Regions from separate parts of the Homo sapiens genome. Here region 1 is linked to region 2. Evidence: read pairs that join two places in POLR2A ChIA-PET (ENCODE). Cell type or tissue: A673. All regions are shown on one strand. Links, peaks and the distances in the headings refer to the core of each region. The heading gives the core; the rest is flanking DNA.

Region 1 (16,669 bases), core at 7,165-9,664, 350 kb before region 2:
GTCCCCAGATTTTTCTGGTGGAACCATGGGAAGCCAGGCCCTTGTTTGATGTCTGTGCAACATTCACATCCAAGGATTCAGGTCACTTTCCTATCTGGACCTGGGCCCAGCAGATAACTATACTGACCGGCAGGTCCGGAACATTCATTCTCTCATTTAACAAGTATTTATTGGACACCTACCGCGCCAGGCGCTGTTTTAAGCCTTGCAGATACAGCAGAGAATGGGAGAGAGGAAGGCATTTGTCCTAATGGAGCTTGATGGGGAGACAGGTAATAAATGAAACAATAAGTGCATTGGGGTGATCCAGCCAAGCTCCTCCACCACAGCCGGGCTAATCTCCAAAGCAGGCAGCATACAGGATGTCAGACAGGAGTGGAGGCAGCAACAAAAATAAAGTAAGGGAGGTGGATGGGAGGTGCTGGTGTGGGAGGCAGAATTTTAAAGTAGAGAGGCTGGGGAAGGGCTCCCGGGGGTCATGGGTGAGTAGATCTGGAGGAATTCCAGGTGGCCACAACCTGGGGGCATGGTCTTTGGTCCTGAGTGCATGACAGCCTACGCTTGACACAGAGGTGATGCCCTTTGTAGTCTTCATCTCCCACTCTATCCCAGCACCGGCACTTGCTCATTGGGGTCCATGATCCTACAACACTTGGAATACTTGGGCTGCTGCATCATTCTGTCCTGTTGCTGGTCCCTGCAGAAGGGGATAGTCCTGGCTTATTGGGCAGCCTTGGCAGGAAAGCTGTCCCTGTACCAGGCATGGGTTGAGCCTTTGGAATTGGTGGCCAATGTCCCAGTGCTGCTGCTAGTGAGGATTGTGAAGGTCCATGTATTGTCAAAAATGAACCTTCAATAACACTTATTGACACACACTTATTGGCCGTGTGTTTCAATAAAAAGGAAGAATGAAAGGCATATTCCAACCCATTGGGTCTGTTCCATGCTCTGAAAATGGCCTGACATTCATACCTGGTTTCTCTCTGGCCTATAATGGTCCCAGCTCCATCCTCCTTGCTCTGCTGTTATCTTCAGCAGCCCATATAATGCCACCCACCCACCTGGCTGCTGATTCCCCAGGACAGCAGGGCTTTTTGATTCCAGCTGCCCCACGCCGAGTGCTTCATAGAAGCTCCAAGAAACATACCAGCTGCCATGTAACAATGCCATGTAACACTTCTTTTCTCATCTTGCAGGCCAGAATTTAGTCATAAGGCCACATCTGATTTCAAGGGAGCCGTGGAAAGATAGTCTTTATGTGCACAGTGGAGAACCAGGGCCTTATCCCAAGGAAGAAGGGAGAGCAGGCATTGGGGGTGGGTAACCAGCCGTTATACCCTACACCTGGTGAGAACACTGACACCATTTGTCCTTTGGTGGAGAAATGAGGCACCCCTTTCCTGGGATAACACCTGGCCTTGTAGAGACCAGCATGGGTGGTCTTGGACCTAGACAGCCTCCCCAGTCTGATGACCCAGAGAGGCTGGTGGTGGACAATGCAGGACACATCAGATTTCTGGGGACGTAGAGATCTGCCCTCGTGCCTGGTGAAAGACCATTCTGGAAAGGCGACGTAGTGCACAGTGCTCTCCTGGTCTTTTTTTTTTTGTGAATTGTCCCCCCAAAAAGTTGGCCTTTATATTAGCTAAGATTAAATTTGGCTACCTATAACACAGAAACCCAAATAGAAGATGTCTGAAAGAAGAGAGAAATTTATTACTCTCTCATGTAAAGGAAGTTCAGAGGTAGGAAGTCCAGCCCTGGCACGGAGGCTCCCTGAGGTTTTAAGGGGTGCAGACACATTTCAACACTTTGCTCTGCTACCTCTGGGATGGAGGCTTCATCTTCTGGTTGAAAATGAAGGTTAGGCTGGGCGTGGTGACTCATGCCTGTAATCCCAGCACTTTGGGATGCTGACATGGGAGGATCGCTTGAGCCCAGGAGTTCAAGATCAGCCTGGACAATATGGCAAGATCCTGTCTCTACTAAAAACTTAGCTGAGCAGGGTGGCACTTGCCTGTAGTCCCGGGTACTTGGGAAGCTGATGGGGAAGGATCCCTTGAGCCCAGAAGGTGGAGGCTGCAGTAAGCTATGATCACACCATTGCGCTCCAGCCTGGGTGATAGAGCAAGACCCCATCTCTAATTAGAAAAAAATAGAAAGTGGTGGCTAGACTTTCAACACATCTATATTTTATGCTGCATGGTGGGACAAGGGGTAAGGGGAAGCAAAAGGCATGTTCCTGCTGTCTTTTAAGAATATTTTTGGAAGCTGCCATGTAACACCTCTGTTCTCATCTTGCTAGCCGTAATTTAGTTGTGAGGCCACATCTGACTTCAAGGGAGCCTTGGAAGGAGTCTTTATGTGCCCAGTGGAGAACCAGAGCCTTATCCCAAGGAAGAAGGGAGAGCAGGCATTGAGGGTAGGTAACTAGCAATTACGCCCCACACCTGGTGAGAACACCGACACCATCTGTCCTGACTCTGGGTCACAACTCAATGGATTGGGGGTGGACCCTGATCCAAGCCGGGCAAGCAGTTTCTCTCCCCCAAGAAACTTTAAACTGGGATTCAGAGGCATGAATCAGTCTCTGCAAGAAGCTCGAACTGTGGGTAGGTGGGCTTCAGAGAAGGGTATCGGCTTTCTTCCTGGGGAGATAGAGAAAGCTGGACTGCATAGAAGAATGAAAAAGGGGGCAAAAAAGAGGAAGGGAGGAGGGGATGAGAGAAGAAAGTGGTTGCAGGTGGGTTGTTAATGTGCTCAGCAGTTTTTTTTTTTTAAGTCTGACTCTTCTGCAGGGCTTCCCAGTAAGCACAAAGTGCACAGTGAGCTTTCTACGTGTTATGGGTTGAATGGGAGTGAGCAAAAAGATGTATCTATGTCCTACCCCCAGTACCTGTGAATGAAACCTTATTTAGAAAAAGCCTCTTTGCAAGTGTAATTAAGTTAAAGAGCTCAAGATGAGGTCATCTTGATGGGTCCTAAATCCAAGGACAGGTGTCCTTATACGGAGAAGGGAACACAGAGGGGAAGGCTGGGTGAGGATTAGAGTGATGCGGTGATTAATCCCATCTGCGTCCCTAGATGCAGCTCGTTGCTATGCAGCATCTTGTACAGACGGCTCACACATGTCCAAGTCTTCAGATAGTTGACCGAGGCCTTGCAAACAAAGGCAAACTCATACCTAGAATATACGTCGATTTCAGTCAAGACGAATCCCCTGTGCTGTCCAGAGTGTCAGGGTTTTATGTAATCACCTTGCCCCCAGGTGGCTGGTTGGACTGAAATTGTACCACATCCGGGCTCAGCATCGGTTTCTGTGGCTGGCAGACATGACATCTGGAAATAGCAGCAGCTAGATTGGCCTTAGTGAATTGAAGTTCCTTGCTGTCGAGCCATGCATAGTCTCCATTGCTGTCACGGTAGCTATTCCTTCCACAAACCCCTGGGGCCAGCACTGGGTGGATAATGACAGAGACTGACGTTTACTGCCTGAGTCCTTCTCTCTGCTTGTTGCTTTAGTCCCTCCCCTGCGGCAGGTGCTCTCTGGTGGGCATTAACTTGTGATATAAAGGTCTTCACTCTTTATGTCCACTTCCACAGGCCCATCCACACACCTCTCTCCCTGACTTCCTGTCTCCAGTCTTCCAGTCTTTCTACATGAATCTTCAGTCTCTCAACCTTGTACCTTCCAGGCCACTAACTATTCAGTTCAGCCATTTGCCACTGCCCATGAGTCAATGTATACTCTCAACTTGGGGTACATTTCTTTTCCACACAAAATGGATGACCAGGAAGGCGTTTATACCTTTAGGGTCTCCCCATCACTGTAGTTTTACTTTTAGGAATGTATCTCTTAGATCAGTATTGCCCAAGAAACTTGTTTCCCAAAATATTCTTTCAAAAATGGGGTTCGTGGTCAAAGATATTTGGAAAATTCTACACACTCTAGGTGTCCCTTGGAGAAATATGATTCATATTAGCATGTTCATGATTCTGAGAAGTCCTAACATAAAGATATTTTAAACCCATCGTCCCCAACTTTTATTCATAGAAATCTTTTTCTTTTATTAAGAGAGCAAACATATGTTGAAAATTACTAATTTTAATTAACCCCTAAACTCTGGATTTGAAAATGCATATACCCCTGGAGAGGTTACTGAACTACGTCTCACTTTTTTTTTTGTTTTGTTTTGAGATAGGGTCTCAATCTGTTGCCCAGACTAGAGTGCAGTGGCGAGATCTTGGCTCCCTGCAGCCTCGACTTCCTAGGCTCTGGTGATCCTCCCATCTCAGCCTGCCAAGTAGCTGGGACTACAGGCACGTACCACCACACCTGGCTAATTTTTTTTATTTTTTGTAGAGATGAGAGGTCTATGTTCCCCAAGCTGGTGTCAAACTCCTGGGCACAAACTATCCCCGGCCTTCGCCCCCCAAAGTGCTGGGATTACAGGCATGAGCCACCACACCCAGCCTACATCTCACATTTTTGTATAGATGAATGTATTTAATATTTTCTTTATGGATAGAGTGAGTTAATGCAACCTAAAAATTCTGGTTAGTGTAGTAGGAATTAGGAAGAGCAATTCAGATAGAGGAGGGAGACACATCCAAGATGACTTTTGCCCTGTTGACCATTTATCTTCTTTGGTCCTCTGCCAGTCACTCTGTTTATTAAAAGCAGGCTCCACTGACATTTGTGCAGTGGTGGCAAGTTGTAAAAAGACTTTTCTGAGCCTAAGATTAGTGGCGGAATTTATAGCAGTGCTAGAAATGGCAGCATAGAAAACAGAGCTGTAAATTACAGCCAGGGCTGTTAATAAGGAGGAAGATTCTTGCTGTCTAGGATTACCTTGGAGACTCATGGAGGCTGCAGCCTGGTGATCGTATGCAAAACCAGTGAGCTGGAGGGACCATTCGAGCGGGCACCTCCCAGGCCAGTGTCAACAGCGGCACAGTGCGGCTGGCATTCTGATTATGGGGCAAATCCGAGCCCTTGGTCTGTCTTTTGTTTTGAGCTGAGTCTCTTCAGTAGCAGCTGGCTTTAGAACCTTCACTGAAATTGCCGGTTATAAACACAAGCTTTTTGCATTGGTTATCATCTCCCCTTTAACATAGGGAGACTATTCTAGACCTGAGGTTTTGCAGGATAGTTTGCATTAATATTGATAATAGGTTAATAAATCTATGTCTGCAGACACAGGTAACCTTCACATATGGTGACTATATCTAGATTTTAGTTTTGTATTTAAAAAGAAGAGATATTTCGGAAAGCCTGTAGAGACAGAATCCCATGTCTTAGAAATGCACACTGTACAGCATGGATTGGAGTCTAGAAGTGCAGAGCAGAGAACTGTGCAAACAGTAAGTCAATGTGTAAACAGCAATCACCAAGGCATGGGGACTTATGGATTTAGCCCAAATTCCACTTAATACTGAGATCTATTTGTTTTTTTAATCCTTGTCTGGTCAGCAGCACAACACAATTTTAAAATACACGTTAACTCTTCTTTTGAAAGAAAAACCTCAGGCTGCTGTTGCCATGGGAAAGAGTGGGGAGTGCTTGGTCAAAAGACACAGGAAGTAACTGGGACTTCTGCATAGTTAAGAAACCCATCATCTTACTTGGAAATTATCTTCCCACTAAAACAAACATAAAAACAAACGAACAAACACACAGAACGGGCAGTCCATCTCAGTATTTCTGTTCCACCCCAGAGTTACGGGAGCAGGGAGAGTGGAGAGCTGCTTTGAAAGCTCACCTCCTGCTAAACCCTCATGAGAGAAGAACGAGTTTCCTTAGCTCCCATACTGCATGGATCTATGTAGCAGCCTTTAGGGACTGAGGAATCCAAAGCTGTAGGAATGTATGTGATGAAGACTTAGGGGCTATACTTAAATTGTGAACTTCACGCAGCTAAAAAAGAGAGTGAGAGAGAGAGAGCAACTGACTGAAGGCGTGAGAGCAGGCAAGGCAGGGTCACAGAAGAATATCATGACTTAAATACAACCAAGAGGGAGAGCTAGAAAAAGAAGCAGGGCAGGGGGATTTCTCATTTGGCCGGGCGCGGTGGTGCACGCCTGTAATCACAGCACTTTGGGAGGCTGAGGCAGGTGTATCACTTGAGCTCAGGTGTTTGAGACCAGCCTGGGCACCATAGTGAGACCCTGTCTCTACAAAAAATACAAAAATTAGCCAGGCATGGTAGTGCACCTGTAGTCTTAGCTACTCAGGAAGCTGAGGTGGTAGGATTGCTTGAGTCCCGGAGGTAGAGGTTGCAGTGAGCCAAGATTGCGATACTGCACTCCAGCCTGGGTGACAGAGGGAGACCCTGTCTCAAAAAAAAGAAAAAAAAAAGAGTATTATTTGTCACGGATATTGTCATAATTAAGGGAGATGTTTAATGTATACCCTTCATGCCACATCAATCCTTTCTGCTATCTTGGCAAAATTTTGTGTTAAAAGGACTCCTTTGGGGAGCATTAATCAATGAGGATATCTATCTTTTATTGAGCATTTACCAAGCGCCGTTGGGCTAAGCACATGGTGTCACGATGAATTCCCTTAGCAACCTTGAAAGTAGCCTCCATAACCTCTAGTTTAGTTGAGAAAATGAACACTTAGGAAAATCAATTGACCCACAGGGCTAGGTAGGGGCTAAGCTGGGATTTGAACCCAGGTCTTCAGAGAATGGTGAAGGATTCAAACCAGGTGGCCCTAATGGCAAGAAGCATCACGATTCAAGTTCCCTGAGAGGGCAGACTAGGAGGGAAATGTCCTTCCAGAGTGAAGCCTAAATGAGTCTTCCTTTCCCTGTTTGGGGTTTTCACCTGTTACACAAAGTATAGGAGCCCATGTAATTTTTCATAACAATTGGTGGTTTTGCTTTTAGAATTGTGTTGCTTCCAAAAACATCAGGCAGTCAACAGGGATGGTACAGTCTACTGGTTTCAGTCAGATGAGAACTATCGTTCTGCAACGATGCATTCTTAGTGAAATAATTGTGTATCAAACACAATGCCTGACTTTTAAAAGCTATAGGAGGTGAATTAACCCACAACCAATTTATATGACTCTCTTAATCTTCCAAAATGAAAATTTCAGTGCATAAATTCTAAAACACAGGACCTTGGTGTCAACTGTTTAAGGATCACCATTTGCCGACCGCTTTTTAAGACTAGTTTAATAGTAATTTCTGCCTATTTCTTTGAGTCATGACCCGTTAAATTGCCTGTGAATCTCTAGGATAAATTGTGTCCTTGGGTGACCAACTATTTAAATTGGTGATGACCACATTATGCTTGGAATATGTTTTTCCTTATCACTGATCCAGTTATTTTAAATTATAACTCTGTTTTTCAGTTTGTTTTCAACAAACTCATCAAATCTTCAGTCAACTCAAAGATACATGTATATTTGAAGTATTCAGGGAAGAGAACTAAAAAGATACTAATGAAACCGAGCTGTGTCATCAATCTCACCCTCTTTTAAGTTCCCAGAGACTGCAGTGCCCGGCCTTATGTTGGCACAATTTCATTGTGTTGTCACCCACGTTTATGCGGCTGTTTTCTCCAAGGCTGAGCCACTCCAGCTGAGAGCTGCGTCTGACTTGTGGCCTACCAGATGGTGGAGGCTCAATCAGTCTTTGCTGAGCAAATCAATGGATCCAACAAGTAGAACTGAATTATGGAGAAAGAAGAAAGAGGTGAAGCACGGACCGGGTAAGGCTCACCTGAATCAAATCAAAGGGTTTGGAAGACAAAGAAGATGAGTGGATGCATGCATAAGAATGAGGCAGTATCACAAGAGGCGCTGACTTTACAAGAGAATTATGATCTCCCCAGAGACAGACAATCTATCTAGAAAACTTTGCTCTCAGCTCCTGGGTAATTCTGGGTTAAATTAGCTCCATTAGCTCATAAAAACCACCATTAGCTCACCAAAACAAAAAGACATTAATAATAAAGAACTGTGTGTTTTTATAGCACTCTGCTTTTAGCAGCTTTCTCAGTGACATTATTTCATTTGAGCTTCTCAAAAAAAAAAAAAAAAGATTTTCTTCCCTTTTGGTGAGGAGGAGACTAAGGGGTTAAGTGGGAAACCCAAAGCCACCATTTAGTGGATCGGGGGTGCAGCTGGGACTAGAACACACAAGTCTAATATTGTTTTCACTGCTTGAGAAAATAGGACAACCCTAAGGGCCGGCCTGCCTACCCTGACTTGCATGAAAATTGCAAAGAAGCATTTTTATTGAAAAGCTCTACTGCTCTTTTTGGGAAAACCGCTTTCGAAGGGCTGTGTAAAAGGAAAATTGATGGCGGTAATTATGTTCCTTTCAATGTCCCCAGACATCTGCCGGGCTTGCCATTGTCCCGCACCCCGGGGCCTGCACTGCGGTGTCTGCGGGCTGCGCTCAGCCGGCGGGAGCGTCTGAGTCATTTTCCAGGCGGCTTGCTTTGCGTGTCAGCATCCTGTGGTTCCATATTTGTGGGCCAGAGTTTCCCCGCGAGACATGGAACACACGCTGAAGGAGGTCAGGAAGGACGCCTTGGACTGTCAGTTTTTAATTTCTGTTTTCATGTGCAACCTGATGTAGTTCCGCCCGGAAAAGCAACCCCTGTTTTCTTTCTATACCAGACACTACGAAAAAGAGATTTTGGTAGGCCATCTCATTTTAGTTTCTGATTTTTAAAATGAATGCTCCCCCTTTTTTAATCTCTAGTATTTCTTTTTTTTTTTTTTTTTTTTTTTTTTTTTGAGCCTGCATCTTGCTCTATGGTCTAGGCTGGAGTGCAATAGCACGATCTCAGCTCACTGCAACCTCCGCCTACTGGGTTCAGGTGATTCTGCTGCCTCAGCTCCTGAGTAGCTGGGATTACAGGCGCCCGCCACCACGCTTGGCTGGTTTTTGTATTTTGTTAAAGACAGGGTTTCACCATGTTGGCCAGGCTCATCTCGAACTCCTGGCCTCAGGTGATCTGTCTGCCTTGGCCTCCCAGAGAGCTGGGATTACAGGCGTGAGCCACTGTGCCCAGCGATCTCTGGTATTTCTTCTTCATAATCTAGCAGCTGAACCACGTGTGAATTTTCTTCCCTTTCTTCCGTCCTTTCCTGCTCATTTCAGGTTGTAACAGAGCAATTAAAACAAAGTAAAACTGTAACATGTGAACGTGGTAAAATACTAAGATGTCCAGGAGGGTATTTGGGAAAAGCAGGGTGGTTCTAAGTTGTGCAGGTCCAGAAGTTTATACCATGCAAGGCCTTCTCTTTAACAACACAGCAAATGTCTTTGGCAAATCTGACAAAAACAGATGTTTGTATGAGCACATGGCCTGAACGCCAATCCTCCAACCCAGGGCCTCAAAAGGGGCTGTGCTGTGAGGGGCCTCTAAGCTTAAGTCCTCACAGGAAATCCATACCTGGGGAACAGAAGACCCTCCCACTTGCCCCCTGTTTCCTAGTTTCTCTCCCAACAATCACTGTAGCTCTTCTCCAATGCAGCCCTCCAGAGAAAGTGTATGCATGCACAAAGTAAATTTCACCAGTTTCCAGTGTGGCCGAGGGGTCTTTCACTGCAGGGGCTGTTTCCCGAAGCCTCAGGTCATGGTGGCAGGTCACCTAAACACGCGCCTTTGAGGAACCTGTGAGTCCTGGCAATGTGACCCCGAAGAGAACGCATCGTGCAGGAATCTTGAGTGCACTGGGTGCCCGGGAGGCAGGATGCTGGCCAGGTGTCAGCGTTCTCACACAGGAGACCAGCAGCAAGCACAGAGAGAGGGGCCAGATGCCTGCAGGAGGACCCCTGGAATGGAAGCGTCATGCTGGGCACACACGAAACCTCCCGGGGGCTCCAGAAATGAGTGGAGGAAGTTTGGAGGAGGGTTTCAGATCCTAGGCCAGAGGGCTGCCATGAGAGGGGAGGCTCTTGTCACCATGGCGCCATGGGTTGACTTGTTAGAATTTCTGCCACCAGGCTGGCGAGGTCTTGGGGATTCAGGTTATGGCATCAACCAGACCCTCTATGCTCTGTGACAGTAAGACGAACAATCAGAATAAGGCTACTTCTTATCAGCTGAGAGCAGACATCTGAAAATCATACACAAACTCCCTTCTCGGGGCAATCTTGGAAAAAAGGGCCAGCCATTGGCATGAAGAAAAAGATTCTGCAAGGTTGGAGCTCGGCTTCTCGGAATCACATCCCCCCATGTGGGGTCAGGCCAGATGGGGAGAGAGACGGGGTGCCTCTCATGCAGTGTCTGACCTTGTTGGAAACTTGGACTCCTCTCTAGCCCAACTGCTATAGGATTACCCCACCCTAGGATTACGTTAATATTCTATACTCTCTTCTTTGTTATGGGATATTATCTGAATAAACAGAAGGATCAGAAGGGAGACGATCTTCAAAGGAAGCAGGCAGGCCGCGTGCCTCCCTCTGCAGACCACTCGGATGAGTAATTAGCATTTTGAGTCTCTGGTGGATCTTTCCTTCTTACTACAGTCCAACTTTATGTCCTGTTTCTTCATTTAATCTTCTTCACACCTCAGTAGGCTTATTCTCAGTCACATTAAGGCCAGGGCAGAATAGAATATGAAGCTGTGCCTTGAGTTAATTGAAACACAGACACTGGATGGATTAGGGAATGGCTGCAGTGGGTTGGGGAACCCACAGGAGAGTTAAAAAGCGAATCAGCACGCGGATGAGCTACTCAAAGGATGTATTATTTTACAAATATGCAAAAGGACGTGCGGATTTCCTTTTATTTCGTCTTTTCTCCCCTTCCTCCTTCCTCCCTCTCCTCACCTTCCAGCCTCCTCCTCTCATTTCTTTCTCCTTGGCCTGGTGGCAATGGCACCCACACCCCGGTGCCTGTACCCTGGTCTCCACACCCCGGCACCCGCAGCCTGCCACACTCTTTCATGACTGGCTCTGATGTTCTATGCTGGGGGAAGATGAGAGGGAGGACAAGGGCTTCCCCAGGACCTCTCCTATCACCCTCAGTGCCCTGCACTCTGGAGAACACAGAGTGTTGGCCATGTGTTGGTGGACACTCTTCAAGCCTGGGCACCTGAGCAATGCTGGCTTACTGTCATGAGCTTTGAGCAGGGACGCTGTGCTTTGAAGCATGTCACCCACAAAATCCAGTAATCTGGCCACTGCTAGAGGTTCACTTAAGACGCTGAAATGACAACAGGCTGGGTGAACTGCAAAGCACAGGTGTCTGCATTGCTCACCTGCCTGCATGCTGCACCTGCCTTTCTGGGCATCCCTGATGGGGGTGACTCCAGTAGAGACCCGCACGTTCCCACGTCACTCACACACAGAATGGCTGCTTCCATGGCTGTCAGAATGGATAGCTGAGCTTCTGTGATAGCTAATGAGGCACTTTATAAGCAACAAGGATCAATTGGAAAGCTGACTTGCCCATAGAAGAGCACTATCATGAAATAATTAGTTTACACAAAAATGTCTGTGGGCAGGAGAGAATGTGACAGGGCTGACAGCTTGAATCAGGTCACTTAAAAAGACAAAAGCTGGGGGTTTGGGAATCATGGAACCCCCCTCCCATCTGACTCCAGCTGGCCCTGAGACCACATCGGGAGCAGGACAAATATACTATGAGATTTTTAAAAGTCTGTGAGACGTGAGCCTAAGGAGTAATACATGGAGCTAGGTCATGTCTGCCGCAGGAGTCCTGAGCGTGGCCCGATTACTGGACCATAACTTATCCTAGGGAAGGGGTCTGGGATATCAGAGTAGATTGTTGGGGTCCTGCCCAGAGCAGCTGGGGGCAGATGGAGTCCAGAGGGTGACTGTCTTTGCAGTCCAAAGGGGGAGCCCCATCAGACCCTGGGTATGACCTCAAACATGGGGTTCAGATGGCACAGAAGGACAGGGGTCTTGGGGAGTGGCGACCAGGGCAGGCAGGGGAGGGGTGTAGAAGGTGAACTAAGGCAAAAAAGGGTCCAGAGAGTGAGCTGTGAGCAAAGCAAGGGTTCTGGAACTTCTCTTACAAAGTGCTGGCCAAGTCCCAGGACTGGTTGGCTGGTCAGGATTCACTGGAATGGAGCTTTAATGGGATTGGAAACACAAATCCCTGCAGGGAAGTGGTGGGAAGCTAAGAGAACCAACAGGTACATGTGAGGACAGATGGCAGGCACCGGCCGCAGCCTCAGCATCAGGGAGGCAGTAGGGATGGGCAGTGGGTGTAATGAATGGTGGGGGTAGGGTGGGGGTGGGCACCCAGGCTACTCAGCTCTCGCCCATTGTTGCCTGGTGGGGTTGTGGGTTCGATATTGCCAGATCTTCCAACCCAGATTTCCAAGTTAAGCAGAATAATGTTTAAATGTTGAAACTAATGCAGATGTCATTTTCATTTAAAAAAAATTGTTGCAATATAATGTACCTGCAGAAGAGTACTCCTATGATGATGGTACTGCTCAATGAATTTTTACCGATTGAATAATTTCATGCTGTCAAGACTGAGATCAAGAAATTAAACATTTCCAGCCACCGGAAAGCCTTCCTCAGGATCGAATCTAGTCACTCCTGTATCCCTGCCAAGTATAATCACCATCCTAGCTGCTAACAGCACAAATTAGTTTTGCCTGTTTTTGAGCTTTCTGTAAATGGAATCATAACGTTGGCAGTCATCTGTCTGTCTCCTCTCATTTATCATCATGTTTGAGAAATTCATCCATATTGTTGCATGTAGTTTTGTGTTCAAATTTTAAAAATAATCTTACAGGAGTCGAGATGGGGTGAGCAGAGGGATAAAAAGGCTTCCTGCAGTGTGCAAATGGGAGCGTTCAGACATCATAGAACGGCGAAAAGAGCATTTGGCCCCCGTAGAGACTCAGGAATGTCAGAGTCTCATGCCTGTGACACTTTCCCAAAACTTAAGGGTTGACATTATCGAGGACAAAGAAGCCATGGGCCCTGAGTTGTAACTTCCGCAAATCAGACAAGAGGTGTGATGAGTCTCTTGCCATATGAGGCAGCAATAACAATAATAGTAGTAGTCATATCAATAGCTAACATTTGTATGGTACTTACCACGACAGGTCCTGCCGTGTTTTATATATATTATTTAATCCTCATAACTGTATCAGTAACCTGGTTTTACAAATGAGGAAGCTGAGATGCAAAGGGCTTAAGTAACTCCATCTTAAGTAACTTGCCAAAGGTTACAGAGCTAGTAAAATGCAGACCCATACAGTTTTGAGCTCTGAACCAGTTTGCAATGAAAACAGTAAGTCCACGTAGAGACCTGCTCTTCAGGCTGGGCCAGCAGGAGAAGGTGAGCCTCCTGGGAGCCCAGCTTCATTTCTTGTGGGTAGAAGCTTCATTGGATTATCAGAAAAATTCAGTAAGACCTAGGAAAATAAGACCTAGGAAAATGTGTTCTTTGGGTGTGCAGCAGAGGGTGTGCTGATGATCTTATTGAAAAACCCAACACCTGCATGGGTGACACGTCACTGGCTGGTGGCCCCTGCTTTGGTAAAGGATCCCTGGCTTTGTGCACAGAGCTTACAGAGGGTTGCAGGGGCTCAGAGGCAGAGGCCACAGTGTGCCGTATGATGGTTGAAGGGCAATGCAAAGTAGGCTTCACCTTTGAATGGGCTTCATCCATCCCAGAAAACAAGCACTTGGGGGTTTACAAACCCCAGCCACGGGCTGTGGCCTTCTGGTCTAAAATCTCCCCAGACATCTTCATCTGCCCACTTGCTGTGGACTGAATGTTTGTGTCCCACTTCCCGCTCCCGCATGGATATGTAGAAACCTAACCACAGTGTGTGGGTATTGGCAGGTGGGGCCTTTGGGAGGTGATTAGGTCATAAGGGTGGAGGCCCCGTGAATGGGATTAGTGCCCTTATAAAAGAGCCCCAGGCCGGGTACGGTGGCTCATGCCTATAATCCCAGCACTTTGGGAGGCTGGGGAAGGCAGATTGCCTGAGCTCAGAAGTTGGAGACCAGCCTGGACAACATGGTGAAACTACACCTCTACTAAAATACAAAAAATTAGCCAGGTGTGGTAGCATGCACCTGTAGTCCCAGCTACTTGGGAGGCTGAGGTAGGAGAATCGCTTGAACCCAGGAGACAGAGATTGCAGTGAGCCGAGATTGAGTCACTGCACTCCAGCCTGGGTGACAGAGCAAGACTCCATCTCAAAAAAATAGATAAATAAAATAAATAAAAAATAAAAGAGGCCCAGTGGAGACCCCTTGCCCCTTCCACTACGTGAGGACACAGTGAGAAGTTGCCATCCATGAGCAGGAATGGGCCCTCAGCAGACACCGAATCTGCCAGCACCTTGATCTTGGAATCCTAGCCTCCAGAGCTGTGAGAAATACATTTCTGTTGTTTGTAAGCTGCACAGTCTATGGTATTTAGTTACAGCAGCCCGAACTAAGACACCACCCTAATGCTCCACTGCTTACACTTCCCTTCCTTGGTTCTTTCCTCCTTGTTGAGCTTCCTGCTTCAGCTCCTCCTCCTCCCCCCACGTCCCTTCCCTGCACAATACCTTAGGACGGGCGTCTTCGGCTCCCCTTTGGTCTCATTGCTTGGACATGACACCACCAGTTGCTCTATGAAGACACCTCTGCTTCCAGCCCTAGCCAAGGCTTCTTGCCCTTTAACTTTGACTCCAAGCTGGACCTTTTCTCTTTGTCACCCTGGACATCCTTTCACTACGTGGTGGGTAGCATCTGTCTTTGCTTCCTCAGTTTTCCTTACTTGTGTCTGCTGCAGAACATCCTCAAGAAATTTACTCCAAAAAGGTGCACTGGAGGAAATGTCTTTCTTTGGCTCAGCCTTGCAGAAGCAGAAAGTTGGAATGCAACTGATGCAAAGAAGCACTTTTCACTCTGGGAAAAGTAGAGGGCAGACCACTCTGAGCCTCCCTCCTGTCGTCAATAAGCTCTTATCAGAAGCCAACATTGTAAGGATTAAAACTATGACACCTGTGAGATGGCTTGGGGCCTCAGGGGCAGTGGGTGCCACGTGGGCCAAGAGCAGAGTGTAGGGGAAATGCAATGGGGGGTGGGGGAGAGGGAGAGGGGCACATGCAGAGAGTGACTGTAAGGAATCAAGAAGAGAGGAATTTCCTGAGGAAACAGGTGGTCAGTATTGAGGATGATTGTCGGCATCATTGCTGTGCTTTCCTGGGCTGCTTGCTTTTCTGGGGAGGGAGGAGAGTGTTGGTCCAACCTAGTTCACCTGTGACTCTTGCACGCATGAGACGCTCTTACTAGCCTTTGTCACTTTCTCTTTGTTGATATATGAAACAGGGTGCCGATCTCCTCCATCCAGGAATACTTTGGCTTCAGTTTCCCCTGGCTGACAGGTAAGAGGTACAGACATTTGATCTTATTTCATCACAGGGAAGCAGCCTCCTCTTCTCATCCCTAGGTCTCCCAGCATCTGTCCCAGCCCTGCTCTTAACGCTGCCTGAGTTGCCCAGGGCTGCCATAATAAACTACCACAAATTGGGTGGCTTTTAATGACAGAAATATGTCTTCTTAGGGTTCCAGAGGCTGGAAGCCCAAAATTGTCCCGTAGGCAGGGCTGTGCTTTCTCGGAGGGCTGTGCTATCTCGGCAGGGCTGTGCTTTCTCGGAGGGCCTTGGGAGAGTGCTTCTGCTGTTGCCGGCATCCCCGACACCCTTGGTTTGTAGATGCAGTAAACCGGCCTTTGCCTCTGCCATCATGAGGCCTTCTCCTCCTTGGGTCTCTGTGTCTTCACAGGGCCTTATAGAAACACCTGTCATCTTGGATTAAGGCCCACCCTAATTGAATATGATCTCATCTTAATATATCTGCAAAGGCCCTGTTTCCAAATAAGCTCACGTTCACAGGTACTGGGGTTTGAGACGTCAATACATCTGTATAGGAGAAACATTTGGCCCCCACAGCCACTTCTCTTGTGCAAGTGCATGATGTGTCCCTGCTCCTGCCTGCAGCCAACCCCTCGCTCCAGTGCATCCCTCAGTCTTCGCTTTTCGGGAAATTCCTTCCTGCCATTATCCCTGTCTATTGGATTATTCTCATCAAAATGAAAACATGCTATATTGCCTATCTTAAAAAGAAGATATAAAACATATTTATTTTTATGTATTTTATTTTTATGGAGACAGCGTCTTGCTCTGTTGCCCAGGCTGGAGTACAGGGGTGCATCTTGGCTCACTGCAAACTCCACCTCCTGGTTAAAGCAATTCTCCTGCCTCAGCCTCCTGAGTAGCTGGGATTACATGTGCATGCCACCACGTCCAGCTAATTTTTGTATTTTTGTAGAGATGGGGTTTCACCACATTGGCCAGGCTGGTCTCAAACTCCTGACCTCAGGTGATCTGCCAGCCTCGGCCTCCCAAAGTGCTGGGATGATAGGCGTGAGCCACCGAGCCCGGCCAGAAGATATAAAACTTGTAAATCTTACATTCCTCCCTCAGGTTCTGCCCCACTTCTCTGCTCCTTTTTATTCTCTAACTCCTCAAAAATGTTGTCTCTTTTCTTACTTTGCATTCTCCCCTTGATCCACACAAGCTCACCACTTCACTGAAACCATCTTGGAAAGGTGTAAGTGTTTCGTAGAAAACAGAAGACTACATGTTTCAGCTTGCCTGTCACAATCTTGGCTTGTGGTCTGTGGCTCTGGTTTAATTAATTGT
Region 2 (13,426 bases), core at 6,810-9,309:
GGATAAAAGACACTCAGGTTTAGACCCTTGGAGGGAGAGAACACAGAGGGCTTTGTGACCTTTTAATGAGGCACAAAAACACCCCTGAGACTTTCCTTTTCCCACCCCTTCTCTATTAATCCTCTTCAACAACATGAATTTCCACAGTGAGTTGAGGGTTTACCCCTACCTGCCTCAAAGGAATTTTGAAAAGATTAAAAAAAAAAAAAAAGAAAGAAAGGAAAACAGAGCTTTGGCTCAGCACTCAGGACCCATCCGAGGTGGTCGCAATTAAAAACAAAAGCAGCCACTGTGATTGGTCTCACTTGTACCGTAGTAACATGTGATCTATTTCAGCAGCAGCCATAGCGTTTGTTTTGGAGACTTCAGTCAGAAAATAAACGTAACGCATGTGTGAAAAGAAAGAAGTGTGTGGAACTCGGAGAAAGTCTTATCTTCTGAACACGAGTGCCCGAGGACAGAAGCCCCCATCTTTTAACAAAGAAAAGTCCATTGTTCATCATTTTGTGAAATGTGAAAACTAACATGATAAACAATGATTCATTTTAATGGACTGAAAAATAACTTGCATAGACACTGGAGGCCAAGAAAAGAAAAAAAAAAAAAGAAAGAAAAGAAAAAGCATTATCCTTTTATCCATTTAAAGAAAAAAAAGCAAAATACATCCTATTATCAGCTCTCAATAGATGAACAGGCACTAAGCAGAAGCTTCGGGAAGGCTGCTGTTTCAGAAAAACTTAACAGGTTTTTGAAAAGAAGAATTCCAACCCCCTGAACTCCCACCCTCTTGTGCACACAACTGGAAGAATGGCACACCCAGATCTGATGGTGATAACTTTTATTTGCAAAGAGATGGGTTAGGAACGGCCAGCGGTTGGGGGCAGATTGGAGATGGGAGGAGAGCTCATCAAAGGGCTTCAGTTAGTTGTAGGTAAACAGGCCTTGTCCCCTGACACTGTTCTTTTCCTTGCAACCCATCAAAAGATGTATCTGAATGGTGACTGGACCCAGGGGTGCTGGGGCGAGGGTGTCAGGAAGCCGCTTTCAGGAATCAGCCATCCTACTGCTCTTCCTGTAAGGATTTCTGTTGCTCTTTAAATCAGTAAGTGGAGACTAGGGCATTCTAATGTTGCAAACATTAAACAGTCAAGCTACCACTTAAATTTTCTGCTGCAAAAGAAATTTCAACCACTGACTAGTTAAGGGGAAGGATCTCCCCTACCCTATAATTCCCATGGCTAAAACGCTTGACATTTCTTATTTCAGACTGGAAGATTCTGTAGGCTGTCCGATTTAGGTAAATGGCGCTGTCTTTGGCTTTCGTTATGATGCTCAGAAGTGAGAGCTGCTGCAGTTTGACCCCCTCTCCCTGGCTGTGGGCTTTGCTGTGACACAAGGTAAAGTGAGGAGTCAGTGCTGCCCTGGGACCCAGCCCAAGCATATGGCTACACTGTGGCTTAGTGTCCGGGGGCTGCTTTAACAAATGACCGCAAACTGGGTGTCTTCAAACAACAGAAGCTCTTCTCCTGGAGTTCTGAAGGCCAGAAGTCCAAAATCAAGGTGTGGGCAGGCTAGGTTCCTTCCAAAAGCTCTGGGAGAATGTTCCGGCTCTCTCCTGGCTTCTGGCAGTGCCAGGATTCCTTGGCTGTCTTTGGTTCCTAGATGCTGCACTCCAGTCTCTGTCTCCGTGGTCACATGGTATCCTCTCCGTGCCTCCCTGCGGCTTCATGTGGTCTTCTTATAAGGACACCAGTCACTGGATTTAGGACCCACCCTAAATCCAGGAGGACTTCATCTATGAGAATGGCATACACAAAGAGCCTATTTCCAAATAAGTTCACATTCTGAGGTTCTGGGTGGACAGGTATTTGTTAGGACACTATTTAGCCTAGTCCATCCTCATTCTTCTACTCCAAGATGAAATTTTCCTAAACTTCTAATAGCTATTTTTATCACTGCAGATTTTATTACCTTGACAAAAAAAAAACAAAAAAAACTCCGCTAAACTTTTCACTGCTTTTGAAAAGCATTGCCTGTGGCTCAGGGAGAAAGCTAGAAGAACATGAAGCAAGCAGCTGCATGACACGTCCACGGGACAGGCCTGGGCATGGAGCGAGGGCTCCAGAGACAGGAGGGAAGGGAGAGCTGACCTCGCCTGCCTTCGGTGGAAGGAGGAGGTGGGAGGCACACAGGGAGTGCCCGGGAGCCAGGTAGGCCTGGACTTGGATCCTGGGGGGTGTGAGGAGACCGAGGCAACCAGAAGGCGTCTCAGAGACAAGACCAAGGGCAAACTACGTGGAAGCTCTCAAGGCCATGTGCCGCCAGGAGCGTCACCTTCCCAGGAGCGTCACTAGACTCTGCTCTGCAGGGCTTTGGTTTAGTGCAGGGGCAGAGGGCTGGGTGGAGACAGGAAGCTTCAGAGCCACTCCACACCCACAAGGCCAGCCTCACTTCCTCACTCCTGACCCGTAGCTTGAGGCTGCCGGATCATCAGCCCTTCTGGGCCAGCAGTGTGTCTTGCTCTGCCTTTGCAGCTGCGTAAAGAGCGTGAGAAGCCACAGTAAATGGTAACTTAAACAGAAAGAGGAAGTCCCGGAAGATGGGCATGCTCTTTAAAGGAACATGAAGGAAGAGCCCACATAACCCCTGACAAAGACTCTCTCCTTGACCAAACTTTAGTCAGACTCCTCCAAGCCCTCAACCTTGGTCCCTGTCCTTGCTGGGCCTGCAAAGCTCAGTTTCAACAGGGATCCTGCTGTCAGTTTATTGAGAACCCTTGATCCTCGATATCAGATCACCCTGGCCTACCTTCAACAAGAATCCTTGTTGAAACCTGGATCAGTTTAGCAAGAAGCCCGACCCTGAAATCATCTTCATCTGGTGAAACCCCTCAACCTGCTGTAAATATCCCCTTGTTCTTTTTTTTTCTTAATTTTAATTTTATAATTTTTTTGGTAAGGAGTCTCACTCTGTGACTAGGCTGGAGTGCAATGGTCCAATCTTGGCTCACTGCAACTTCCACTTCTTAGGTTCAAGTGATTCTTCTGCCTCAGCCTCCCTAGTAGCTGGGACTACTACAAGCACCTGCCACCACCCCTGGCTAATTTTGTATTTTTGGTAGAGACGGTGTTTTGCCATGTTGGCCAGGCTGGTCTTGAACTCCTGACCTCAAGTGATCCGCCCGCCTCAGCCTCCCAAAGTGCTGGGATTACAGGTTTCAGCCACCATGTCTGGTGCCTTGTTCTTGTATTGGGAGTTGAGCCTGATCTCTCTGCCCTGTTGTGACACTGTGGACACCAATTGCAATTGTCCTGAATAAAGTCTTACCATTTTAGAAAGTATCGACCGGGCGCGGTGGCTCATGCCTGTAATCCCAGCACTCTGGAAGGCCAAGGTGGGCGGATCACCTGAGGTCAGAAGTTCAAGACCAGCCTGGCCATGGTGAAACCCCATCTCTACTAAAAATACAAAAAATTAGCCGGGCGTGGTGGTGCGCACCTGTAATCTCAGCTACTTGGGAGGCTGAGGAGGCAGGAGAATTGCTTGAACCTGGGAGGTGGAGGTTGCAGTGAGCCAGGATCATGCCATTGCACTCCAGCCTGGGCAACAAGGGCAAAACTCCGTCTTGAAAAAATAAAAAATAAAAAATAAAAGTATCAGAATAATTTTTTGTTTTACACCCTCCCCAGCCCCACCCCCTGTCAGGGAACATTTAAGTACAGAACTTAGAACTCCATACTAGACAAGCCTTCTCTTCCGTATAGAGAACTTCTGTCCTTGGCCACACTCTGGTGAGGTCTGTAAGTCCTGCCCCCGTTCCCGGACCCGCAGCCTTCTGTGGAAAGCCCCCACTCGTAGGTCGCCACAGCAGAAGCAATGGAGGAAGGAAGCCTGGCTGGCTGGTTCAGCACGTGGTCGACTGAGGTCTCATTTCCTTTTCATTTTCTTTCCAGTGCTCCTTTCAAAATCATATCTCTCTCCTTTAGAACACAACTTCTTTTTTTAACCCTAAGTCTAACGTGGAAAGAATTTGTTTAGTTTGCAGTGGTGCTGTGGCATGAACCTTCTGTGGGGTGATTCACATACCCCGGGCTGCTGACTTGCATGGGGCAGGGACAGGGAATGTTAGCTGGGGGAGCTTGCTTGCATGTTTTCATCGTAATGAGATGTAATAAAAAGGCAATATATCAGAATGTAAACTCTCAATATCAGTCTTTAATTCAGCAGTTTTTTTCTATAATAAAGTATATCCATGTTTGTTAACAGGAGGAGGTGGAAAAACATAAAGCACGTGCAAGTAAATGTTTAAATTACAGGTGAAACCACCTAGAGAAGCACTGCCCTAACATGCTTAAGGATGCTTGAGAAAGCCCTGAGCCTACAAAAAGGCGTAAGACCGTGGCAAGAATGAAGGAGTCAAGCAATGTGAAAAGCTCCTGAAGCCCAAGGTTCTCTTCCCCAGTTTTGAGTCATCTTAATATAGAGGACTGGGCTTGAGGACATTCCGTGAAATCTTGACTTACTGTGTTCTGTGTCTCAAAGCTCAATGTGAAGCAGATCTTACTTGCACTTCTAAAAGGAGGCATGTTGATGCAATGGAAAAAGATCTGATGCAGTAAGACTCAGAGCCCTAAGATTCTCTCTGTCACTAACTGCCACTACAAGCTTTTGTGAGGATGGAAAGGTCTTTGCAGGGTGCCTGTACACAGAAAGTGTCTCTGATAGGAAAGAACATGTTGTTGGAGCTTACCATTCTAGTGCAGCTTCCCTAACAGCAGCACCAGTGGGACCATCTGTCCAGATGCCCGGCCCTGTCCTTCTGAACATCCTAGATTCTTTGCACCCTCCAATCAATGTCCCATGAGTTGCTTTCCTGCTAAAGTTAGCCCAAGATGATTTCCCTTGCTTGCAACCTAAGAGTCTTGCCTTGGTCAGTTGCTGTATTTGCTCCCTGTGGCTGCTGTAACAAATCACCATCAACTTGGCAGCTAAAAAGCAACAAAACTTTCTTCTCTCACAGTCTGGAGGCCAAATATCCAAAATCAGTTTCACTGGGCCAAAATTAAGGTGTGGGTTGGGCAGGGCTCCCTCCTGATGATCTAGGGGAGAATGCATCCCTTGCTTCCTTCAGGTCCCGGGGGCTGCTGCATCCCTTGGCTTGTGACAACATCACTCCAATCTCTGCCTGTGTGGTCACGTCACCTTCTCCTCTCCAGTATGTGTTGACTCTCCTTCTGTCACTCTTTTATAAGGCCCTCTGTGATTACATTTAGGGAGTACCAGGCTAACTCAGGATAATCTCCCCATCTCAAAATCCTTAACCTAATCACACCTGCAAAGACCCATTTTCCATATAAGGTAACATTTATGGGACACAGGAGTTAGTACCTGGTATCTCTGGAGGTCGTTATTCAGCCTACTATAGTTGTCAGTTATGGAGTTTGCTTTTACAGCCTATATTTGCTGTGTTTTTTGATGATGACGCTTACAAGGCTCACTGTCTCAATATGGTGGGACCTGCAGGTACTAATGGCTATGACATCTGGACAGGAGACAAACAACAACAAGAATAAGTTTGCAGGAACCTGGAGCCACTGGCATCTGCTTGTTCTTCCTCGCCTTTTGCTGCTTATGGGTTGTTGCCTTGGCAGAGCCATGGCTAGAGGTTTAGAGTAACTCGTACACTTTTGACAAGAAAAGGTTTTGACCCTCATAGGGGAAAAAACCACAGCTCTTGTGTAGTTATTCCCATAGCTAATTTGAATACAATACGTCAAGAAACATGGCCCAAAACCTTTCCTATCAAAAGCATTTAGGTTATTATTCTTAAATGGTTTTGATGATTGTATATTTTACCGTGGAATCGTAACTATGCATTATTTAGATACATATTTCTGCTAAATTCCATTCTCTCTCTCCCTTAAAACTGTGAATGCATTTGGTGTTTAAGAACACATGCGTGCTCCTTAACCACAGGGGCATACGCTCAAGCCGCCCCAACAAACGCTGCTATTATTGAAATGGGTGCTCCAGAGTTAGAAAGTAGTTTTTATTTCTTCTAGGTGTTATGCAGACTTATGGTAATCATACCTTGTACTGTTAACCTTTGTATGTAATAGTAGCATTTGTTCCTATCTATTGAAACACTACTATGTCTGTGTAACATGCATTAAATAAAAATGGAATGTTGGTAATTTTCAGCTCCTTTACTTCCTGCCAGCTCTCCCTTTAGAAAGCTAACTGGAAGATAAATATATTTTTTTCCAGTGAAATATAGAATTTGTTTTTCAAAGAATGAAACAAAAGTAGGAGTTTATCGTTTTGTTTGAATTCAAATAATCTCTTAAATCTATGGGAGTAAATAGCAAATTTGAGGGCAGGGGGAGAGGGGAAGATACCATACAAATAGCTAAATTTATACCGAAAGTTCAATGGAAACAAAAACAGCATAGACACATGACAGGGGACGCCATCAGTGGACACAAAATTGGAGCTTTAGATAAGGGATATTTTTATTACATGTACACTCAATATACATGAGTTCACATGTATATTAGGCAGCCTTCTCCATCACAGCAGAGACTGCAGGCCCAGGAAACCTGATGGATTCATTCATAGGTTCACTCATTTGGTGATTTAGCTGATACTGAATGAGCACTGGTACAGAGCAGATACTAAAGGTAACAGGGTGAGCAAATAGGGTCTGTGTCTTCACTGGGAGGCATCCTTGTGAAGGAAACAGATATTAAGACCTTTCAGGTTCTTCTAATTGTATCCTAAGAGCAAAGAGGTGTCTCGGAGGGTATTGAAAGTGGTGAAGTAGAAACTGTCATGATCATATTTACATCTGAAATGAACACTTGGTTGGAAACCGGTGCAAGCCTAGGTGGACATCAGTCCAGGAAAGAAATGATGGTTATTGGGATAGAGGTGGTGGCAGTGGAGAAAAAGGGATAGATTTGAGAGATTTTTCTAAGGTAAAGTTCAGAGATCCATGTGACGGTTTGGCTCTGATTTGGGCAACCTTGATTTGCTGAAACTGTCTATGGTTACCTGTCGCTACAATGTAACCATTTATTCGCCCGGGCACAGTGGCTCACGCCTATAATCCCAGGACTTTGGGAGGTCGAGGTGGGCAGATCACTTCAGGTCAGGAGTTTAAGACCAGCCTGGCCAACATGGTGAAACCCCCTCTCTACTAAACGATACAAAGAAATTAGCCGGGCGTGGTGGCGCATGCCTGTAATCCCAGCTACTCAGGAGGCTGAGGCAGGAGAATCACTTGAACCCGGGAGGGGGAGGTTGCAGTGAGCTGAGATGGTGCCACTGCACTCCAGCCTGGGTGACAGAGTGAGACTCCGTCTCAAAAAAACAAACAAACAACAACAAAAAAAACCATTTATTATTACTCTGCTATGGTCCAAATGTTTGTGTCCCCCCACAAAATTCATATGTTGAAACCTAATCAACAGTGAGATGTGTTTGGAAGTGAAGCCTTTGGAAGGTGATTAGGTCATGAGTGTAGAGCCCCCATGAAAAGAATTAGTGCCTTTAGAAAAGAGGCCAGAGAGAGACCTCTTGTTCCTTCTGCCATATGAGGTTACTATGAAAAGATGATTGTCTATGAACCAGGAGTGGCTCTCACCAGAAACAATATCAGCCAGTACCTTGATCTAGGTCTTCCCAGAGTCCAGAACTGGGAGAAATAAATGTCAGCTGGGCAAGGTGGCTTAACACCTGTCATCCCAGCACTTTAGGAGTCTGAGGTGAGAGGATCGCTTGAAACCAGGAGTTTGAGACCAGCCTGGGCAACACAGTGAGACTCCCGTCTCTACCAAAAACTAAAAAATTAGCTGGGCGTAGTGGCACGCACTTGCAGTCCCAGCTACTCAGGAGGCAGAGGTGGAAGGATCACTTGATTCTGGGAGGTTGAGGCTGCAGTGAGCTATAATCATGCCACTGCATGCCAGCCTGGACAACAGAGCAAGATGCTGAAAAGAAAAGAAAAGAAAGAGGAAGGAATGAAGGAAGGAAGGAAGGAGAAAGAAGAAAGAAAAGAAAGGAAGGAAGGGAGGGAGGAAGGAAGGAAGGAAGGGAGGGAGGAAGGAAGAAAGGAAGATGCCTGTTGCTCATGAGACACCCAGTTGAGGGCTTTTGTTATAGTAGCCTCCATGGACTATCATCCTCCTTTTTTTTTTTTTTTTTTTTTTTGAGACGGAGTCTCGCACTTGTTGCCCAGGCTGGAGTGCAGTGACGTGATCTCGGCTCACTGCAAGCTTCGCCTCCCAGGTTCACTCCATTCTCCTGCCCCAGCCTCCCGAGTAGCTGGGACTACAGGTGCCTGCCACCACGCCCAGCTAATTTTTTGTATTTTTAGTAGAGACGGGGTTCATCCTCCTTTTACTCTCCCAAGTGTCCAGTTTGGACAATAAACTCTGTGGTCACTCTGCCTCTGAGGCATAGGGAGAGGGTGGTGTCGAGGATAAATGTGGGCCTGTGACTTACACTCTGGAAAGACAGCAGTGCCATTGCTGAGATAGTATGCATGGGTGGATGCCATGATTCTACAGGTTGTCACGTCACAACCACTTTCGCTCAGAAATAAGCCGGGCAGTGCTGCAGGCTTAAGGGTGTTGGAATTTGTCTGGTTGGTCAACTAAGCAACGGGCTGCCCACCAGCATCAGTAAAGACAAGCACCATCTATAACCTTGGGCAGTCCTACCAGCCCTAGTGTGTCATGTGGTCACCCAGGCTCCCTGCCGACTATGGCCACCGTTCCCTGGCCACCTCCTCACATAGGAAACACATGTTGGTCTCATGAGAATTGTATCCCCAAGCACCATTTCCTCTTGGGCTCATGTGGCCTGCACACCCATCCCTCCTGTCCATGCTGATGGTGGGAAGACGCTAGCGAGGATAATCCCATAGCAAGAATCTGAGAGAGCCCAGGTGGGCACAGAGGGACAGTGACAGAGCCTCCGAAAAGGAGGAGAACAGGGGAAAGGGAATTATTTTTGCAGGCAAGGGAACAACAGCACAGATTTTGACCTACTCAATTACACTCCAGAGTGTGCACTTGCTTCCTGCCCAGCCACATTCTCCTGGTAGACACCTGATCCCCCTGTGACTTCGCTGCTGAAAACTTTTCTTTCAGATCCCCTTTGGCCATTGTCTGGGTGCTCCCAAGAGTCTTCCCTTCAATCCTACTGGGGGTCCCCAGCACCCTGGGCCAGGCCTCTCCCCATATTACCAAAAAGGGTTCAAACTGTTCCCATGAAGCCAACTCTTCATATGGATGGGATGGGATCCCTCGTTACTGAAGAATCACCAAGTCAAGTGAAGCATGAGCTGTTCCCCTTGACCTTGTCTTCTAATTGATCATCGGTTTTTCTTATCAGTTTGTGAGATCTCCTTGTACAATAGGCATATGAATATTTTTGTCTGACATGTGCTGAAAATATTTTTCCAATTTATCACTTTTCATTTGATTAGGTGTATGGTATCTTTCCCTAGGTTATATATATATATATATATATATGATAGATACAAATGACAAATACATGAATATAATTGCACATACACAGTGATTTCCTGTCAAGAGTAATATAGTCTCCCCATGTATAGTTTTCCTTGTCTCTAATTTTATTAAATTGTGTTTACATTTAGATCTTGGATTATTCAAAACATCGCACTATTTCTTCAATCACTCCCAAAGACAATTTATAAAAAACTTAACAGAATCTGATATTTCTAAAATAAATCACTCCAGACCAGTATCTTTTCTCTCCACCCCTCACCGAGACGGAGTTTTGCTCTTGTTGCCCAGGCTAGAGTACAATGGCACGATCTTGGCTCACCGCAACCTCCACCTCCCGGATTCAGGCGATTCTCCTGTCTCAGCCTCCTGAGCAGCTGGGACTACAGGCGCCCGCCACCCCACCCAGCTAATTTTTGCATTTTTAGTAGAGGCGGGGTTTCACCATTTTGGTCAAGCTGGTCTTGAACTCCTGACCTCAGGTGATCCACCCGCCTTGACCTCCCAAAGTGCTGGGATTACAGGCATGAGCCACCACGCCTGCCCTCCAGACCAGTATCTTATGTGAAAATATTTTATTGTATTCTAAGAAAACAAGATTGAGAGCAGAATTGAAATTCTACCCCGCCTGCCCCCGCCCCCCGCAGGCTGACTTCTCCAGCACAGCCCCTCACCTCCATTTCCTCTCCTACCAAAAACATTAGTCTTTCTTCTATCCCTAGACCAGCCCTGGGTGGAAAGACTTATTCGGATCTAAATTTTGAGCTTCCTGTTTCTTGCGGAGTTGATTTACGTTTCACTTTTCTGTTCTAAAAGCATTATCTATTCATTGTAGAAAACAAAAGTGTTATAAATAGTAAAGCCTCCACAAGCGGACATTGTTGGAGGTCTCAGCATCTGACTCTCGCCTCCATCTCCAGAGCCATGTCTTTCCCCGTAGCTGCTATCCAGGGATGGGCCCCCAGCCCGCCGAGAGCCAGGAGACCAACGGTAGCCTTACCTGTGGGGAGAGGCAGCCCACTATCCTTCCAGTCCCTGAAAGCTACTGAAGGGAACTCTGCTGCTCTGGCGGTGGGGGGTAGGCAGCCTTCAGCAGAGGAGGCAGGGCAGCACCCAAGGCCCTGGAGGGGGAACCCAGAGATGCCCTTCAGGACATGTTGTCCCAGACCTGAGTGTCTGATCTGCTAATGCTGTTATGCAGAAGGTTGGGATGAAACGCCCCACTTGCCCCACTCACTGGAGCCACATAAACCACCTGAGCTGGAGCGGGTGTCTTAGTCGGGCCTGCCAGGTGGCTGGAGGATGTGGGAGAGGAGGCCTGCTTCTCGTCCAATTCTCCTCTTCTTTGTCCAGAAATAGGCACACAATGAGGAAGGCGTCTGATTCCAGATGGCAATTGTCCCAGAAAAGCAGGTGCCCTGCACCAGTGTGGACATGCATGCGCATTAATCTAGCCATTTCCATTCAGGGTGCCCACGCCTTACTTCAGAAGGGGGCTCAGTTCATGAAAGGTGGAAGGAACCCAGGAGCGGGAGAAAAGAGTGCTGATGAAAATGGTCTTTGTTCTAAAGAAAATCCCCAAGGGAAGCATCGTTTGGTCGCTTGGTTTTGAATGGATGGAGCACAAAGCAAAGCCTCAGATGTGGTCAGTTGGGAAGGGAAGCACTCAAGCTGAGACAAGCCACTGCAAGAAAGCAAGTGGAGGGGCAGGTTTTCTTCTGCCCTCTCTTCTTCAACCCAAGAAGAGCTACCACATATTCACTGAGTACCACCCTGTGCAGGGAGCAAGGGCTGGGTGGTGGGAGCCTGCAGCCAAAGGACACGGGCATCCTAGGGACAGAGAAAACAGTGCCAACCAGGGATCCCTGTCTACAGCGTGGGAGATGAGGAGCAGAGCTGCTTATGGTCCTGAAAGAAATGGGTCTGAAGCAGAAGAAGAACACTTCTTAGGGTGGCCACTGCAGCCCGTTTGAGGGTCTTTCCCAGCCTGTGAATGCAGACAGATCAGGAGAATTTATAGGAACCAAATACGGGGGACACCACTCTCCCCTGCTCTCTCTTCCACCAAGAGAAGCAGTGCCATGGTGCCTGTGGTTATGCATGCTTGAAGGTCCTCACTTGGTCTGCTTCTTGCACTCTCTGCTGGTGGTGTTCCCTCGGGTACCATGAGCAGGGGCACCCACAGGGAGAAGAGGCCAGGGTGAGGCTCAGAGCCAAGGCTGATGCCTATGAAGGGAGGCAGCTGAGTTGGAGGCCACAGCGTGGATGGTCCCTGTCACTGGGGAGGGACAGCATGTGGAGCTTTCAGCTTCTCCCAGGGTGGGTGGTATCACTCAAGGAGGAACCAACAAACCCCACTCTTTCCCTTTCCCTCTCTCTTGACTTCCCTCCATCTTTCTTACCTTTCTTCCCCCCGCAAACCTTTATTGAGCACCTACTATATACCAGGGGTGATTCTAGGAGCCGGGGAAAAAGCAGTAAACAAAACAAATGCTTGTCTTTGTGGTACTTATACTCAGATGGAGGACAGGTCAAAGAAATACTTTGATGTTAGAGTTCAAGACAGTGCACTGCTTGACAAAGAAAGAAGCAAGTCAAGGAGAGAGAGGGCAGGTGGAACCCGCCACAAAGTGGCCTCTGTGTGGAGGGATGTGGAGCGACTGCACCGTCCCACTCGGTGTCCGTGTGGGGTCTGGGGCTCAGGACAGCCAGCACAGGGACTCCAGGGCTCCCCCATACACTGTGTGGTGCCTAAGGGTTCCAGTGGGGCAGCCCAAGTGTGTGCACTGACCTGGGCCAACATGCAGGGCCCTGTTATGCAAGGGAGAAGGAGCAGGGACTCGGGGGGAGCGGCGCCACAGGCATTCTGGTGTGGTTTCTCCAGACCCGCCTGCCTGGGAGGAACCTGATTCTGCAGCTCGTCACCCCTCAGCCCTCCCACAGCCCCTGCAGCAACTTCCAGGTCTCTGCTCTGCAACAGTGGTACCTCCCCTCAGCATCCCTCCCCACCAGTCTCCTGGAAGCTTCTCAGGCTTCTCCACCTTTGCTCCTCCATAAAAAAAAAAGTCCCACACCAAGCTCACTGGGGCCATGCTGGACTCCACCGGGCACCATGAACTGACCCAAAACTGGAGCACCAAGTCCTTCAGCGTTGGCATTGGGCAGGAAAACAGGAGACAGGCAGGTCACCAAACCACCAGAATGCAGAGTTTAAAAATAGCCTCTCGGCACTGCCCTACTTCTCCTGAAATGATTCCATTGGATCTGGTCACATTTTTATATTCTGGAAGCACTCGAGATGGATTTTCACAATACACATTAAAGCCATCTATGTGGTATTTAACCAAAGACAGGCAGATTCATAAGGAATCAAAAAGGATTTTAAGACCAAGGAGTGAAGCGTGGGGAGACCTGGAAAACCGTAGTTGGGCAAAGGAAATGGATTTTTGTACTCTGGGTGTGTGTCAGAGGGAGGGGTGGGGAGGCACTGTGTCAGGAAGTGGAAATGGCCCTGCTGGGGATAGAGATAACAGAGCTCTGAAATCTGGGAGGCGAATCCTCCAAAGGCTCAAGCCATTGATCTGCAGAGACCCTGCAAGGAATAGCAGGCCTCCCCCAGCCCATTCCAGGAAAACACCAACTCCACCAAAAACCAATGTAGGAAATCCACAGGGTTCAGCCTTCTGCCTGGCCAGCAGTGGCCACTCACCCCACTACCACCATCGGTTTCTCCTAGTCTTTGCCAGCAATCCTCTGGTTTGAATCCAATAGGGGAAGGAAAAGGAAAGAAAACACAAGCTTTTTTTTTTTTTTTTTTGAGACAGTCTCGCTCTGTCGCCCAGGCTGGAGTGCAGTGGCGTGATCTCGGCTTACTGCAAGCTCCACCTCCC

The links. ChIA-PET counts read pairs that join two places held together with the same protein. Peaks named below come from ENCODE experiments on the same cell type or tissue, not always from the same donor. Only the 100,000 strongest peaks of a DNase experiment are listed, where the experiment ranks them.
Region 1: POLR2A ChIA-PET joins it to region 2 with 9 read pairs; 2 of 35 experiments call an interaction of 5 or more read pairs at or near these places.

What each region holds. Positions count from the first base shown.
Region 1 is chr2:234,784,497-234,801,165 of GRCh38, reverse strand. It overlaps LOC101927896 (a long non-coding RNA gene), which reads left to right. Exons shown (of 9, transcript XR_002959457.2): 8 at 2,306-2,422; 9 at 7,364-7,988. Among named protein-coding and RNA genes, the nearest start is that of LINC01173, 110 kb to the right of the region's middle. In A673, for the core only: no CTCF peak of the experiment used is centred there; a DNase peak (open chromatin) is centred at 8,355.
Region 2 is chr2:234,435,626-234,449,051 of GRCh38, reverse strand. LINC01891 (long intergenic non-protein coding RNA 1891) reads left to right here. Exons shown (of 3, transcript NR_146988.1): 3 at 4,317-4,462. Among named protein-coding and RNA genes, the nearest start is that of LINC01891, 12 kb to the left of the region's middle. RefSeq lists an enhancer at 2,626-2,675. In A673, for the core only: no CTCF peak of the experiment used is centred there; no DNase peak of the experiment used is centred there.